2 separate regions of the Homo sapiens genome follow, and region 2 is linked to region 1. Evidence: chromatin loops called from intact Hi-C (ENCODE). Cell type or tissue: PC-9. All regions are shown on one strand.

Region 1 (8,000 bases):
ACTTTATGCAAATAAATTTTAATATATAGATGAAACTGACAAATTCCTATAAAAATTGAATCTGTAGGCTGGGCGCAGTGGCTCACACCTGTAATCCCAGCACTTTGGGAGGCTGAGGTGGGCGGATCACGAGGTCAGGAGATGGAGATCATCCTGGATAACACGGTGAAACTCCGTCTCTACTAAAAATACAAAATATTAGCCGAGCATGGTGGTGGGCACCTGTAGTCCCAGCTACTCGGGAGGCTGAGGCAGGAGAATGGCATGAACCTGGGGGATGGAGGTTGCAGTGAGCCGAGATCATGCCAGTGCAGTCTAGCCTGGGCAGCAGAGTGAGACTCTGCCTCAAAACAAAACAAAACAAAACAAAACAAGAAGAATCTGTAACTTAAAACCTTTCTACAAAGAAAACTCTAGGCCCAGATCTTATCACTGGGGAATTTTATCAACATTTAAGGAAAAAAAAATAACACTATCACTAATCTTGAAAAAAACTCTTCTAGAGAATTGGAAAAAGAAGGAATACTTTCCAGTTATGTTCTATGAGGCCAAAATAATTGTGATACCAAAATCTGTCAAAGACACCACAAGAAAAAAAAATAAGCTAGTCTTTTTCATGAGCACAGATAGAAATATATATTTATATATATATTTTAGACGGAGTCTTGCTGTGTCACCAGGCTGGAGTGCAGTGGCACCATCTCGGCTCACTGCAACCTCTGCCTCCTGGGTTCAAACGATTCTCCTGCCTCAGCCTCCTGAGTAGCTGAGATTACAGGTGTGCGCCACCATGCCCAGCTAATTTTTGTATTTTTAGTAGAGACAGGGTTTCACCATTTTGGCCAGGATGGTCTCGATCTCTTCACCTCATGATCCACCTGCCTTGGCCTCCCAAAGTGCTGGGATTACAGGTGTGAGCCACCGTGGCCGGCCAGCTTTCAAGATTTTCTTATCTTTGGCTTTCAACATTTTGTTTTTGATGTGTCTGGATCTAGATTTCTTTGCATTTATCCTACTTGGAGTTTATTGTACTTCTTGGATGTGTAGGTTAATGTTTTTCAACAAATTTGAGATTTTTCAGCATTATTTATTTGAATATTTGTTGTTTTTCTCTCTTCTCCTAGTGCTCTCATTACAGTACCATACGTGGGTGCATTTAATGGATGCCCACATTTCTCTGAAACTCTGTTAATGTTAATTTTTCTTGATTAGTGTTTCTCTCTGTTCTTCCAATTGCACAATCTCTATTGAGCTATTTCAAGTTTGCCAGCTCAAATCTACTGTTGAGCCTTCCAGTGAATTTTTCGTTTTGGTTATTGTACTTTTCAACTCCAGAATTTCCATTTGATTTTTGAACTAATTTCTGTTTTCTTATTATATTCTTTATTTGATGAGGCTTGTCATCCTACCTTCCTTTAATTATTTAAGCGTAGTTTCCTTTAGTTAATTGAACTTATTTGTATTAGCTACTTTGAAGTCTTTGTCCGCAAAATCTACCATCTGGGCCCCTTCAAAGGCAATTTCTATTGCCTGAATGCTTTCTTTCTTTCTTTTTCTTATTGGTTACACTCTTTTTGTTTGTTTGTTTGTTTGTTTATGTTTCAATTTTTTGTTGGCTGAATATTTTAGACAATATATTGTAGCAGTTCTGAATATGTGTCCCCCCAGGGCATTGTTGTTGGTTGGTTGGCTGATTATCTGTTTCGTGACTTGGCTGAGCTAATTCTGTAAAGTCTGTTTCCCCTGTAGTGAGCAGTGTCTCATATCACTACTCAGATCTATTTTTCATCTTTTCTTTTAGCCTGGCTACCTAGGGTTGCCCATGAGTTGCCTAAGCTGCTTATTAGTTACAGATGGTGCATAAACCCCCTTAGACAATTAGGTTTTTACCTTTTACTACCAGATTTATGTGTGGCTTGGAAAATGCTATCACAGTTCAGAGAGTGATGGCTTTTGCATCATGTTCAGCCAGAGACTGGTAGTTTGGATGACCCCTTTCTGATTGTTCATAAGAGGGTACAGCCTTGGGCATGCACAGAGTCTTCCAGGCTGCGAGGGATGAATATGATTTCATTTTTAAGCCTGGCTTCCTAGGAGATGCCCCTGGGTCGGGAGAGCTTAATGTTCCGCATTTGGTAGACTGTTGTGTTTGGTAGGCCCGTTGTGCCAGTGAGACTCTGCCCTATGTTAACGGGTCTTTGTGTAGCTTAGGAGATGCTTTCAAGTTTTCCTCATATCCCACTCTGACTGCACCTGAATCAGTACAGTCTAACACATACACAAGACCTTCCAGCCTCTAGAGTTGTCTGTTATCCCTGAAGGACTCTTCTTCTCTGTCCCTTTCCCTTGTTCTATCAAAATTCCACTCCTCTATATCATTTTGCTTACATCCTGGAGTTATCAGCCTCCTCTTAATCACTTTCCACCAAGATCTCCACTGTTTTAGACAATGCCCATAGGCATGGACTTTTCCATGTTCTATTCCAAATAAAGTCAGCCCCCTCAAGCAGAGCTGTAGAGCTCCCTGTCTTAGCACCTGACTTTCCCACAGACAGAACCTTTGCTCCACTGCACCAGAGCTGGGGCGGGGACCTGCTTTTCCAGGAGTAACATCCTCACTTCTGTGAGTGACACTTGAGGTGTGTGCGTGTGTGTGCACATGCGTGTGTATGTGTGTGTGCACGTATGTAAGCCCCTGGTCTTTTTGGCTTGCCCTTCATGGCTTGGAACTTTCACTCTATAAGCAAACTGGGTCAGGAATCATTAGGGCACAGTTATTCTCAGTATGCTGAGCTTAGAGTGGAGTTTCTTCCAACAAGTGACAATGGGCCGAGGGGAAGAGAGTCTGAGCCCTCTTGGCCACACCTGCTTGGAATAGAGCTTCTGCAACATGGGGCTGGGGTAAGAATAAGAAATCCCAGCAGTTTCCCTTTCCAGACCGAAACCATAGCCCAAGATCAGGAGCTATGGGGAGAGGGAGTCGCTTATCTTGGCCACATCTGCCCAGAGTGCACAGCAGTGAAGTTTCTGGAGCTGAGGCCGTAACAGAGCGAGTCATGGCTTAAATGCAGCAGACTCTGTTCTTACTGGGATTGAGTAGATTTTCTTGAATAAATGTTTTTCCATTTGCTGTATTCCCTGAGGACAATTTCCAGAGACATTTTATTTATTTTATTTTAGACAGGGTCTCACTCTGTCACTGAGGCCAGAGGGCAGAGGTACACTCATAGCTCACTGCAGCCTCAGCCTCCCCAGTTCAAACCATCTTCCTGCCTCAGGCACATGCCACCATGCCCAGCTTATTATTTTTATTTTTATAAAGACAGGGTTTCACTATGTTACCCAGGCTATTCTCAAACTGCTGGGCTCAAGTGATCCTTCCACCTCAGCCTCCCAAAGTGTTGGGACTACAGATGTGATCCACTGCACCCAGCCTTCTAAAGACTTTAAATGATTATTTTTTATCATATTTACCAGTTAACCTACATTGTCAGAGAGAAGGTCAAGTTGAGGTTCTTACCGTGCCATTCCAGAAGTCCACTCTCTCTGTGCTATTTTTGCAAGTTTCTGTGAATACATAATTATTTCAAAAATGTTTTGAAAAAACAGCAATAATTGGTTGGTTCTAGCCTTAAGAAACCTGTAGGATTCAGTCTTTACGTTCATAAAGTGAAAAAGAAATGAGAGTGTTTCATCTTCAGTAATTTGCAAGCGTCATAGAAAACAGAATGTGAACGTTCACAAGAAGCTATGTTTTGTGCTAACAGAAGGGCCTACAGCAGGAAAGGACGTTCTGCTCAGTCTAGTGGAGCACCTAAGGAGTTTGCACCCTTTTCTGTGTTAGGGTGTAAGTGTGTGTACACTCTTCACTGGATATGTCTTCCTCTCCTGCAGATTCGCTCAATTGTGTGGAATGCAGATGATAGCAAACTGATTTCTGGTGGCACAGATGGTGCTGTGTATGAATGGAATCTGTCCACAGGAAAGAGAGAGACAGAATGCGTGCTCAAGTCTTGCAGCTACAACTGTGTTACTGTCTCCCCCGATGCCAAAATTATCTTTGCTGTTGGATCAGACCACACCCTCAAGGAGATTGCAGATTCCTTGGTGAGTCTGCCCCTGCCCCGCCTCTGGGCTGGTGCACGGATCTGCAGGGACAGCTTCCCGTGCTTACAGCACAAAGTATGCACGGAATGAGGGCCTCTGCATACAGGGCCCCTTCTTCCCAAGATAACATCAGGCTCCTCATTCCTTTTAGATTAGCTCAGTTATCGTCACTTCCTGAATTTCCTGCCTAGTTTCCTTCCTGACTGGGTGAAATTGTAAATTGCGGGGCTCTTTTTCATTTCCCTTTTACTTGCTGTCTGTAACTTCTCTCCCACCTTCCAGGCATGGAGGTCATGTCATCTCTAAACTGTACTCTTACCCTTGGTCTGCACTTACATTCCTGGGGTAAAAACCTAACTACGGTATGCACTGAGTAACACCAATGATGGACCACATGGACTGTAAGATTGTAATGCCATAAGATTATAATGCCAAATGTTCACTGTACCTTTTCTGTTTAGATACACAGATATTTTCCATTGCGTCACAGTTGCCTACAGTATTCAGCATAGTCACATGCTGTTCAGGTTTGTAGCCTCGGAGCAGTAGGCTCTACCACATAGCCTAGGTGTATAGTAGGCTGTCGCAGCTAGGTTTGTGTAAATACACTCCGTGATGTTTGCGTGACAAAATAGCCTAACCATGTATCCCATATCAAGCGATGCATGACTGTGCAGTGAGCTGCTCTCACCTAGGCTTGCCACTGTATTCTTTTGAAATCCCCAAACTCTGAAACCGTACAGTTACATTGGGCTCCAAATAGTGAAGGGAAAAGAGAGGAGCTCAGCAAGGATGCATCATACAAACATGGGCTGTGCGCTCCTCCAGCTGGTTCCTCCCACTTTTCCTGTGACTGGTGCCTGGGAAAGTGCGTAGATACCACGGCAGCAAGCTAGCCCAAGGCAGATCTCCCGTGGCTGGAACACAGCTGACAGTATGGTGACTCTCCTGTGTACCCCCGAGTAGCCTGGTCCTAATTCAATGGCAGCTATCAGTGCTGTGCCAGAATAAAGCCCCTTTAGGGCAGGGCCATCTTTTGCTCCTCTTGGCAGCCCTACTAGCTGGCACATTGTGTGGTGCACAGCATTCAATAAATGTGTGTGTAGGCATGAAAAAATGCTCATCATCACTGGCCATCAGAGAAATGCAAATCAAAACCACAGTGAGGTACCATCTCACACCAGTTAGAATGGCAATCATTAAAAAGTCAGGAAACAACAGGTGCTGGAGAGGATGTGGAGAAATAGGAATAATTTTACACTGTTGGTGGGACTGTAAACTAGTTCAACCATTGTGGAAGACAGTGTGGTGATTCCTCAAGGATCTAGAACTAGAAATACCATTTGACCCAGCCATCCCATTACTGAGTATATACCCAAAGGATTATAAATTATGCTGCTATAAAGACACATGCACACGTATGTTTATTGTGGCACTATTCACAATAGCAAAGACTTGGAACCAACCCAAATCAATGATAGACTGGATTAAGAAAATGTGGCGCATATACACCATGGAATACTATGCAGCCATAAAAAAGGATGAGTTCATGTCCTTTGTAGGGACGTGGATGAAGCTGGAAACCATCATTCTCAGCAAACTATCGCAAGGACAGAAAACGAAACACCGCATATTCTCACTCATAGGTGGGCATTGAACAATGAGAGCACTTGGACACAGGGTGGGGAACACCACACAACGGGGCCTGTCGTGGGATGGGGGGAACAGGGAGGGATAGCATTAGGAGATATATCTAATGTAAATGACGAGTTAATGGGTGCAGCACACCAACATGGCACATGTATACATATGTAACAAACCTGCACGTTGTGCACATGTACCCTAGAACTTAAAGTATAACAATAATAATAATAAAAGAAAAAAAAAATATGTGTGTAGGTGGGTGGGTGAATGAGTGCATGAATGAGTGAGGGAATGAAGGGGCGCTCTGATAGTACAGTAGTCCCACCTTACCCACAGTTTCAGTTACCTGTGGTCAACCAAGGTCCAAAAACAGGTGAGTACCATACTGTGAGTAAGATATTTTGAGAGAGAGAAATCACATTCACACAGCTTTTATACAGTATTCTTATAACCGTTCTATTTTATTATTAGGTATTATTTATCTCTTACTGGACCTAATTTATAAATTAAACCATATCATAGTTATGTACGTATAGGAGAAAACCATAGTATATATAGGGTTCAGTACTATCTGTGGTTTCAGGCACCACTGGGGATCTTGGAACATATCCCTCAAGGATAAGGGGAGACTAATGTATGGTTTTGCTTATGTAATGAGCATTAATAAATGCTTGCTGAATGCATTTATGAGCAATAGCCCATTCTCATTTTGAAATGCACCCATGCATAGCAGTCAAAGCAGAGACTGGAGCCCACCCAGGTACATGAGTTGAAGCAAATGCCTTTCACACAGATGGTCCGTCATCCATAGACTAGGGATAACAGTAACTGCCTCAGAGGGTTTCGTGAGGATTGAATGAGTTGCAACATGGAGAAGGCACAGAACAGTGCTTGGCACATAGTAAGTGCTATATGAATATCTCTCTCTATTAGTATTATTCCTAACTCATGAACCTGGTTATTTACCAGCAACACAACAAGGAATATCTAGTTTGCGCCTTTTTTTGTGCTAGGCACTATACCGGATGCCAAAAGGGGATAGAAAAAGCATTTTTTAAAGACAAGCCCCTAGGGATCTGTTAGAGCAGAGGGCGAGAGAGTATGGCACTGGGACGTGGGGGCCACAGCTCGACCCCTCACACTGAGCAGAGCTGCCTGTGTCTCAGATCCTTCGAGAGATATCGGCGTTTGATGTCACCTACACCGCCATTGTCATCTCGCATTCTGGACGCATGATGTTTGTGGGCACCTCGGTGGGAACCATTCGTGCCATGAAGTACCCTCTGCCTCTGCAGAAGGAATTCAATGAGTACCAGGCCCATGCCGGTCCTATCACCAAGGTGAGCAGGGCCCTCTCCCCAGGAACCCAGTCCCACACCTGCCTGCTACGTGCCTTGTTCATCCCTTCAACCTCCCAATGTCTTTTCTCTCTCCTTCTTCTCTCTTATTTATTCATCCATCATTCATTGAATCACCATCTATTGACTATGAATATACTCTTTGTTTAAACTACTTCCAGGAATTTAGCCTAGGAAATCATCAGAGATACACCTAAAAATGTATGTACAACGTTTTCACCATAATATTATGCATAATAAGGGGCCGTTTGGTGGATGCCGTAGCTGCCGTGAGTGTGGGCTGCACTTGACCACAGCTGCCTCCTCCTCCAGAGAATGCCCCAGACTGAAAGGAGCCATAGCCCTGAAGATTGGCCCCTACCTCTCCCTGAGGGTACAAAAGGCCACCCCAGGGGCAATACCATGAGTACACATTTGTAAATTGTCCTTCCATTCACCCTTCTCATAAAGTAGTATCTATGTTCAACAGTCAAAATGTGGAAGCAACCAAGCATCCATCGACAGACGAATGCATAAGCAAAAGATGGTATATCTATACAATGGAACAATACCCTGCCTAAAAAGGAAGGGAATTCTGCAATGTGCTACCACATGGATGAACCTTGAGGATGTTATGCTAAATTAAATAAGGCCAACCACAAAAAGATAAGTACAGTGTGATTCCACTTTTAGGAGATACTTGGAGCAGTCAGAATCACAAAGACAGAGTGGTGGTTGGCAGGGGCTGCAGGAAGGGGGAATGAGGAATGATTGTTTCATAGGTATAGAGTTTTGGTTTTACAAGACAAAAGGATTATGGGGGTAGTTGGTGGCAATGGCTGCACAACATTACAAATGTATTTAATAACATGAACTGTACACTTGAAAATGGTTAAGATAGCAAATTTTACA
Region 2 (8,000 bases), 270 kb before region 1:
CAAGTCAGCAGGCATCTGATGGAGGCCAGGCTCCAAGGGGCGAGGACAGTTGGTAGGGCAGAGGCAAGCCCTAAGGATCTGCTTGTCCGTTCCAAGGACGCCATGCAGGGCAGTGAATAGAAACCTGAACTCTGATTCTGGACACAACTAAATTCAGGTCCTAGCTCCACCCCTTATTTCCAGTGTGACCATGAGCAAGTTATTTCATCTGTGAGTTTCCATGGCCCCATTTCTAAAGTGCAGACATTAGCAGGAGCTGCTTCACAGTGCTGCAGGGAATCAGTGAAACAGTGCTTGGTGTCATCATCCCTAAAATCACCCCACTGCACACTGGTGGCCTGAAGGCTGTGCAGACCACTAACAGAGTCTCCCCAAGCCTTCAACCCGTAACTCAAAATCGGGGCTCCTGCCAGGTATCAATCCAATCTCCCTACCTACCACACCTTTGCACTCACTACACACCATCTCCCACCCCTCTACGCCTTTGAGATGCTACTACTCCTGCCTGGAAGGTACCCCTGGCCTTATTGCTGAAACCTTTCGAGATCCAGGTTTCCCTGACTCCAGGAGTTTGTCTTCCCTGAGGAAGACAGTTGATTCACACCATGGTCTGTCCCAGAGCCAGTGCCAGGGATACCTGGTGAGGAAATGGAGGAATCGAACCAAAGGTGTTAGGCTCTCCTCTTAGAACCCCTTGATTCTGCTGGGGGCAGACAGAAGGCAGATTTTGACAAAAAACAGAGTAACAAAATGCAAAGTGTTCTTCTGTGGACGAAACTAACCCCAGAGGAGGACTGGTTGGGAACGGTAATGCCCCGTTTATCAGGCTCCACCAAGAACAGGCTGCTCTGAATGAGGGTGGATATGGGAACGGTCCAGATAAATGGCGCTTGCCCTTCTGAGGGTCCAATCTTTCCTGACCCATTATGGGGTGAAAATGTGAAGAGATTTCACTTTGCTCTCCTGAGCAACCAGACCTACAAGCAGGGCTGCAGGGCAATGGTGTCTGCCCTTGGGGCTCTCTCCAGGGGCAAGGAGAGGTGTTTGTCCCTGTGCAGACTGGCTCCTGATGGCTAAATTTCTGCATTCCATAGTTCTAAGGTATTCCCCCAACCCTCTGTGGTTCAGAGGCTTGTCTTGTACAACTCTCCACACCTCTTTTGAAATTTGCCAAGAAGTCAGCAAATGGAATTTGTTTGAATTGTATACAAAGAAAGAGTAAATAGGTGCTAAGTAAGGCTTGAAACTACCTAAATAAGCTTGAAGATCTCTTGAGATGTTGGGGCAACTGACAAGAGGGCTGTGTGTAAGTGAGGTGTGACCAGAGCTCCACCCTGAGTTACGTCTCCTGCCTGTGGTCACACAGTCAAAGGGACCCAACCTTGTCCAGGGCTGGCTCCTGGACGCTGCCTAGCTGCTCTGTTACTCAGACCACTTTATGGGGTGGAGGAAGGGTGAGCAGCCAGCTCTCTGCATGTTCACCTTGGCCTAGACCCATCCTCTCCAGCCCACAGCAGCACTTCCTGGCCAAGCTGAGGCTGGGGAGTGGGTTTCTGCCTCTTGATGCCTGAGATTTCTGGGAAGAAGCCACGCCTGGTTTTCCAATTCCTACTGCTGGTTCCGGTGCTCTGTGCCCTCTCCTCCCTGGGGATTCGTATGGGGTTCCACGCTGACTCTTGGCCCAGGAAAGGCAGGGGGATGCTGGAGAATGAGAAGAACCCTACATGGGGAAAAGCTCTGGGGTCACATCCTCCCTAGAAGTGTCTGGGTGCACCTCAGGAAAGAAGAGTCTACTTATTATGCCCTGACAGGATCCCACAGGCCCAATCCCGCCGGCTCCCAGCAGCCTCCGCAACCCTGGGTCATGTGTGAGGTGAGACCTGGCACGTGCCTGTTCTGAACGCTCCCACCTCACATGCCCGTCCCAAGCTTAGGATTTAAACACTTGATGCTGCCACCACCCCACATCCATCCATCACCAGGTCCTCTCGATTCTGCCTCCGAGTCTGTCCTACTTCTCTACCCAGGCAGCCTGCCCTGGGTCTCATCTGGATTCTGCTCCCGACTCTTCCTATCCACCAAAGTCAGACCCCATTTCCCACAGTGAACCACCCCTCAGAATGCAGTCGGAGTCCTGCACACCAAATGTGCCAGGCTCGGCCATCCACCCGCTTCTCTGCTCCCTTCCCAGCCCAGTCTCTTCACCCAGCTGTGGAGTCTGGGTGGCGGCAAGCGTGTTGAGGAGGGAGGAGCGGTTCTGGTTAGTTCCTGGGGGGACTGCCATGGTGTCGGCCAGCCTAGAGCTGAGGGGCTACTACAGATCTCTGTCCAGGTGCCTCACTGAGCCTAGAGGACACCCACCATGGAGACCACCCTGGAGAAGCAGGTTGACTCTGGGCAGCTGAGATCCTTTGAACCGGATGGCTTCTGGTACGCGAAGCTATTCCTCACCCGGTGGCTCTCCTGGGGTGAGGGGGAGGCCTGCCCAAGCCTAAGGACACCTGGGAATCCCCACACCACCTCCCGCCAGTCGAGGCAACTGTGGGTGAGACTACATGTCTGCCCATCTGCCAAGGAACTTCTCACTTCCCCTTTGTAGAGGGGCATGAGGCGGCGAACACTGCCTGGCACATGGGTAAGCTGTTACTGCTGTCACTGTTGCTCTCTCAAGAAAAGAAGTCACCACTTTCGGAGGAGCCTTAGGGACAAGGTTTTCCATTTTGAAATTGCCAGAAATCATTACCCTAAGAATGTAAGAGTAAGGAGGAACCTGAAGGAACTACGGGCCTGCCTCAGGGAATAAAGCTAGTCTCCAGACCCTGCTCGGCTGCTCCTGGCAGAGGAACCCAGCACTCTGTAGCCCCAGAGGGCAGAGGTGCCAGGGCCAGACTCCAGCTCAGGGGAAGGAAGAGCTTTATAGACTTCAGGGTATGAGGCTGCCCACCTTACAGGTGGTGAGTTCCCTGTAAGTAGGGAGCATGCAAGTCAAAGTGCTCCAGAGCCGGACTGGGGTAAACATTTTATGTAAAAGGCTAGCTAGAATCCATTAGGTAGGGTCTGTGAGCCACATATGGCCTCTGTCACTCATTGTTCTTTTTTTCTCAACCTTGTAAAAATGTAAAAACCATTGTTAGCTCATGGGTTGCACAAAAACAGGCTGCTGGCTGGATGTGGCCCTCCTGCCAACCCTTGATCTAGGATTCTAGACCACTGCCAGGAGGGGTATGCGTTTTGGAACCTCTGGCTGGTCTCACCATCCTTCCCTCTAGACATTCCTTTACCCCAGGAGGACTAGGTCAGTTAGGTCATCCCCAGCAGGGATCCCTGGGCCAGGTTTAGGCTCGGTCTCAACTCTCCCTGTGCTCTACGGGATGCTATTGTGGGGAAGAAGGGGCTAAACTGCCAGCCAAGCTTTCAGCGCCAGTTACAAGGAGGAAAGGGCCAGCTTCTCCGGCTTAGCCTCTCAGCCTGGCCTTCACCCCTGTTCCTTGCCTGCCCCTGTCTTCCAGTTGGGGCTGGCCCCACACTGCCCTTCCCACAAGCTCTCAGCCCAGGGCCTTCATCTCCACAGCAACTCTCAGCCACACCCCAGGGTGAGCTGGGAGATTGGAGCCAGATGTTCCAGGTGGGGCTGGACAGATAACCCTGCCCACTGGGTCCCCTGGGGCCTCACTTTGGGGCCTGGGGGAAGAGGCCCAGGTTGGGGCTAGAGCTGGGCCCCAACCCCCCTGCAGAGGGCTGGACCACCCAGGCTGCTTCCCTGGAACAGCCCTGACATGGCTAGCCTCCAAACCAAGGCCAGGCCAGGCCAGGCCTCCCGGTAGACAGAGGAATCATCCCACTGCCGTGGCCACACCCGAAGCCCTTCTCAGCTCTTGCAATAAAGTGTCTCCTCTACCCCAACTATGACTCACAAGGCACACGCAGTGACTCCCTCATACGACCTAGACACCTCACACCTTTGCTTGGGCCTAATCACCTTTCAGAACATGCACAGATACTCCTCTGGAAAGCCTTCCTCCCGAGAACCACCCCTCCCACTCCACTGCAACTGGTTCTCAAACAGAGACGGCTTTGGTACCCCATAGGACATCTGCCAATGCCCAGAGACATTTTTGGTTGCCACACTGGCTACTGGTATCTAGAGGGCAGAAGCCAAGGATGCTGATAAACATCCTCCAATGCATGGGACAGGCCTCTACAACACCAGCAGAAACATCACAGTGCCAAGCTGAGAAACCCTGCTCTAAGGGCGAAGCACCCTCTCCCTCTTCCTTCCCTGCTCCCACTGTGCTTGCTCGCATTTCCATCATCGCCTTTAGAAGACTAACTGTAAGGTACCGTGTGCTCCCTGTACAGTAAACCTCAGCACGGAGATGGTCTGTCTGATGCATCCATGTTGCTGGTGCCCAGCACGGTGGTGGAGGTGCAGAGTTGACACTAAATGACCAACAAGCCATGAATCTAACTGAAGGGCTTGAGGGGTGATGTGATATGACAGGGTGTGATGGTGTAAGAGATTGTGCAACTGTGTGTGGGAAACCTGAGATGTTGGTACATGACTGAGCTTGACTCAGCTCCAAAGTGAGACCACACACTGCCAGCTAGGTGGCAGTTGTAGGTGAGTGAAAGGGTGTTTAGGTGCCCATCTGGGACTGTGTCCATCTTCCACAATGGTCAAGGGCACAGACTAGGGCCAGACTCCCCGGAGTTACATTGCAGCCTTGCCACTTACTAGCTGTGTGTCCTTGCTTTAATTGCTTAACATTCCTGTGCCCCAGTTTCTTATAGAGCAGGGAAAATTATGGTGTCTGCCTAATGGGGTTATTTTGAAGAACAACTGAATTACTATTTCTAGAGTATGTATAACAATGCCTGGGCAAGCTATAAGTAAGCAGTAAGGGTTTATGGTAGTGGTGACGGGTGAAGGGGAGAGAGGACTAGAACTCTTTGGATATAGGAGAGAGAAGGAGAGGCTGCCTAGAGCACGAAGCCCAGTTCAGCCTGACGGGACACAGGGCTTGGGTTGGGAGGCGGGTGTTGCCTCCAGCTCTTTCACTCACCAAGCTGGGTCATCCTGGGCAGACCTCACCTCCTCTGCAGACCAGGTTCCTCCTTTGTCAAACAAGGAGTGTTGTTTGTCAAACAACTGAGGCCTTTCTGGCCCAAACTCTGGATTCTGAGGATGCCTTATTCTCAGACATGCCTGACACTGTCCCTTGGGCCAGGACTTCATGGTTTCTCAGTGGCCGTCAGTCATCTCTACTGGCAGCTCAGTCATTTGGGGAGGGGAAAGGCAGTGCTCGGATGAGCCCAGTATGATGGTCAGGATTCCCTGGTTCATTTAGCTGCTCCCTCTGTGGCTGGGCTCACCTCTTCTGCTCTGTCCTCCTCCTCCAGGAGGGGATGCATGGCAGGAATGTCCTGTCACACTCACAGCAGGGCAGGGGCAGTGTGCAGAGCTGGGGAGGCACAAGGCCTGGAGCCCACCTCTAGCTCAGCCTCTCACTCTCCAGATACCTCATCTGGCTTCAGTTCCCTCATTTAGAAGAGGGGAAGATGTCAGCCCCGCCTGCCTTGTAGAGTTGCTGTGAGGTGGTAATTTATGGGGTGGTGCTTTGTAAACATATAAGGTAGTATGATTAATTAACCACTTCCAGGAGGAAGCCCTTTGGGGCCTGTTTTATGGAAGAGAACAAGCTTCTGGCATCCTCACCACTTGTGGGGCAAAGTCTCTTCTCAAGAGTAGGCAAACTGTGGCCAACCCAATGCTGTTTCCTAAGAGAGGTTCTTCTAAACAGACAAGGGAAGTCAGTGTGCCCACTGCAGGCAGTTAGCAATTCCGCATCAGCAGAACATTTCACACCCCTGCACCTCTGCAGAAGCCCCTCTCACTGCCCAGACACCTGCCCCTCCTGCCCTATGAGGTCAACTAACCCTTCAAGGTCGAGCATGGCTGCCAAGTCCTTCGTGAAGCCCTTTTTTTAATCTCCCCTGTCACCCCAGCCCCAGCATTAGTTGCCCCGTTTGCTCTCACAGCACCTTGAAGCCCTCTGTTAGTGACACTCTGGCTTTCTCCAAGGGGTCTCTCCCACTGCTGTGGAGACAGGGCCTGGCTCAGACTGTGTCTCAGGCAGCTCCCTGAGGGCCAGCATGTGCCTGCTGTGTTCACAGCTATACTTCTCTCTCCTTACTGTCTAGGACCGCATCTGGCACAGCGTGGATGCTCAGGAAGTCCTGGCTGAATGAAAGGGTTGGCCAGATGGAATCTCTGTGTCGCCCTAGGGCAGGCCTTCAGCCTACGCGGGCACAGGAGTCTCTCTGCCCTGTTACTACACATGGGCTCTGAGCCTCACTTTCATTTCTTCTTCTTGGGTCCTTCTGTCCTCTCTTCACATGTTACATGTATCACTTCTAATCTGGCTCCTGGTTGGAAAAACTACAGCCAGCCTTGTGAGAAGTGTTTGTAAAGTACAAAAGTCAACAGACCAAGTGTCTGGGTGCTTGCCCAAGAAACACCGCTAGATTTCAGCGTTCTCAGTTCTGGCCACTCACATCTCCAGCTTCGGTCTGCTGGGGCTGGTTCCTGAAGTGACCTTTGGACAGGTGACCATACATGGTCCTATGAATGCAGTTTACAGGCTCATCTGGGCCCTCTGTGCTGCTGACCAGCCCCGTGATGCCCTGGTCAGAGGTTCTGCCCATATTCCATGACAGTTATAACCTCTTGCCTATTTCTGATTAGATGGGAGGCCCCGGGGATCACAGAAGTTCATCTCAGATTTGTCTACATCTTCAGAAGTCTCTCAGTCCCTGGCTGGGCATGGTGGCTCATACCTGTAATCCCAGCACTTTGGGAGGCCAAGGCAGGTGGATCGCCTGAGGTCAGGAGTTTGAGACCAGCCTCACCAACCTGGTGAAACCCCATCTCTACTAAAAACACAAAAATTAGCTGGGCGTGGTGGTACACACCTGTACCAGTAGCCCAGCTACTTGGAAAGCTGAGGCACGAGAACCACTTGAACCCAGGAAGCGGAGGTTGCAGTGAGCCAAGATCATGCCACTGTACTCTGGCCTGGGCAGCAGAGCAAGACTCCGTCTCAAAAAAAAAAAAAAAAAAAAAGGTATCTCAGTCCCTCCTGGCCAAAGGCAGCCCCTCCCTTCTGCTCCGACACCACCCTCCCTCCTGGAAGACCTCCGCCCTCACTTCCTTATCTTCACCCTCTCCTGCTGATTCCTTCCAACATGTTTAAAAATAACCTTCATTAAAATAAATAAATAAATTCCTAGCCATACCATCATTCCAAACCTCCTCTTTTCTCCCTCTCCCACCAACTCTTTTGGAAGAGCCGTCTCCACCCTTTCTCATCTGCCTCTCACTCTTCACCCAATCGTAGTGAGGCTTCTATCCACGCTGTGCCACCCAGTCAGCCCGAGTGGCCACAAGGCCACCATCGCCTCTTCTGCATTCAGCAATGTGGAGAGGCTTGCCCAGTTCAACCCCTGGGGTACCCGATGGCCTTCCTCCACTCACTATCCACCAGTGTCTATTACTATGACAGGCACCGTTCTAGGCACTAAGGACACGGCCGTGGACAAACCAGACAAATACCCTGGCCCTTCGATGGCTTACATTATCCCTCTGTCTTGGGAGGGTATCCTCTCCTGGTTTTAGAGATACCAGCTCTTGTTCTTCTACTTAGGGTCTTTTTCTAGCAATGGGTTGTTCTCTGGGGCCTTGATCTTTTACTTTTAATTTTTATTTATTTAATTATAAAATTGAGATGAGGTCTTGATGTGTTGCTCAGGCTGGTCTTGAACTCCTGGGCTCAAGTGATCCACCCACCTCAGCCTCCCAAAGTGCTGGGATTACAGCGTGAGCCACATGCCCGGCCTTAATCTTCATTTCTCTTTTTATTCCACAGTCTCCCTAGAAGATCTTTCTCCACTGTGTGGATACCAGTGACTAATTCTCAACTTTTCTCCAGCCTGGGTCTAAG

What was found. Hi-C counts contacts between places; a loop is a spot of excess contacts. Peaks named below come from ENCODE experiments on the same cell type or tissue, not always from the same donor. Only the 100,000 strongest peaks of a DNase experiment are listed, where the experiment ranks them.
Region 2: a loop joins it to region 1, with 8 times the contacts of the local background. A loop is called at or near these places in 2 of 110 quality-filtered maps.

Annotation. Positions count from the first base shown.
Region 1 is chr1:43,202,826-43,210,825 of GRCh38, forward strand. It overlaps CFAP57 (cilia and flagella associated protein 57), which reads left to right. Exons shown (of 23, transcript NM_001378189.1): 10 at 3,895-4,107; 11 at 6,918-7,091. LOC105378685 (a long non-coding RNA gene) reads right to left here. Exons shown (of 5, transcript XR_007066041.1): 4 at 3,521-3,567. Among named protein-coding and RNA genes, the nearest start is that of CFAP57, 34 kb to the left of the region's middle. RefSeq lists an enhancer at 3,368-4,567. In PC-9, no CTCF peak of the experiment used is centred here; DNase peaks (open chromatin) are centred at 3,026, 4,226 and 4,656; H3K4me3 peaks cover 1,679 bases; H3K27ac peaks cover 4,197 bases.
Region 2 is chr1:42,932,851-42,940,850 of GRCh38, forward strand. The region is part of intron 2 of SLC2A1 (solute carrier family 2 member 1); the gene reads right to left. Among named protein-coding and RNA genes, the nearest start is that of SLC2A1, 22 kb to the right of the region's middle. RefSeq lists enhancers at 1,796-2,588, 3,963-4,032, 7,957-8,000. In PC-9, a CTCF peak has its summit at 4,655; DNase peaks (open chromatin) are centred at 3,911, 4,541, 5,091 and 5,671; H3K4me3 peaks cover 110 bases; H3K27ac peaks cover 7,903 bases.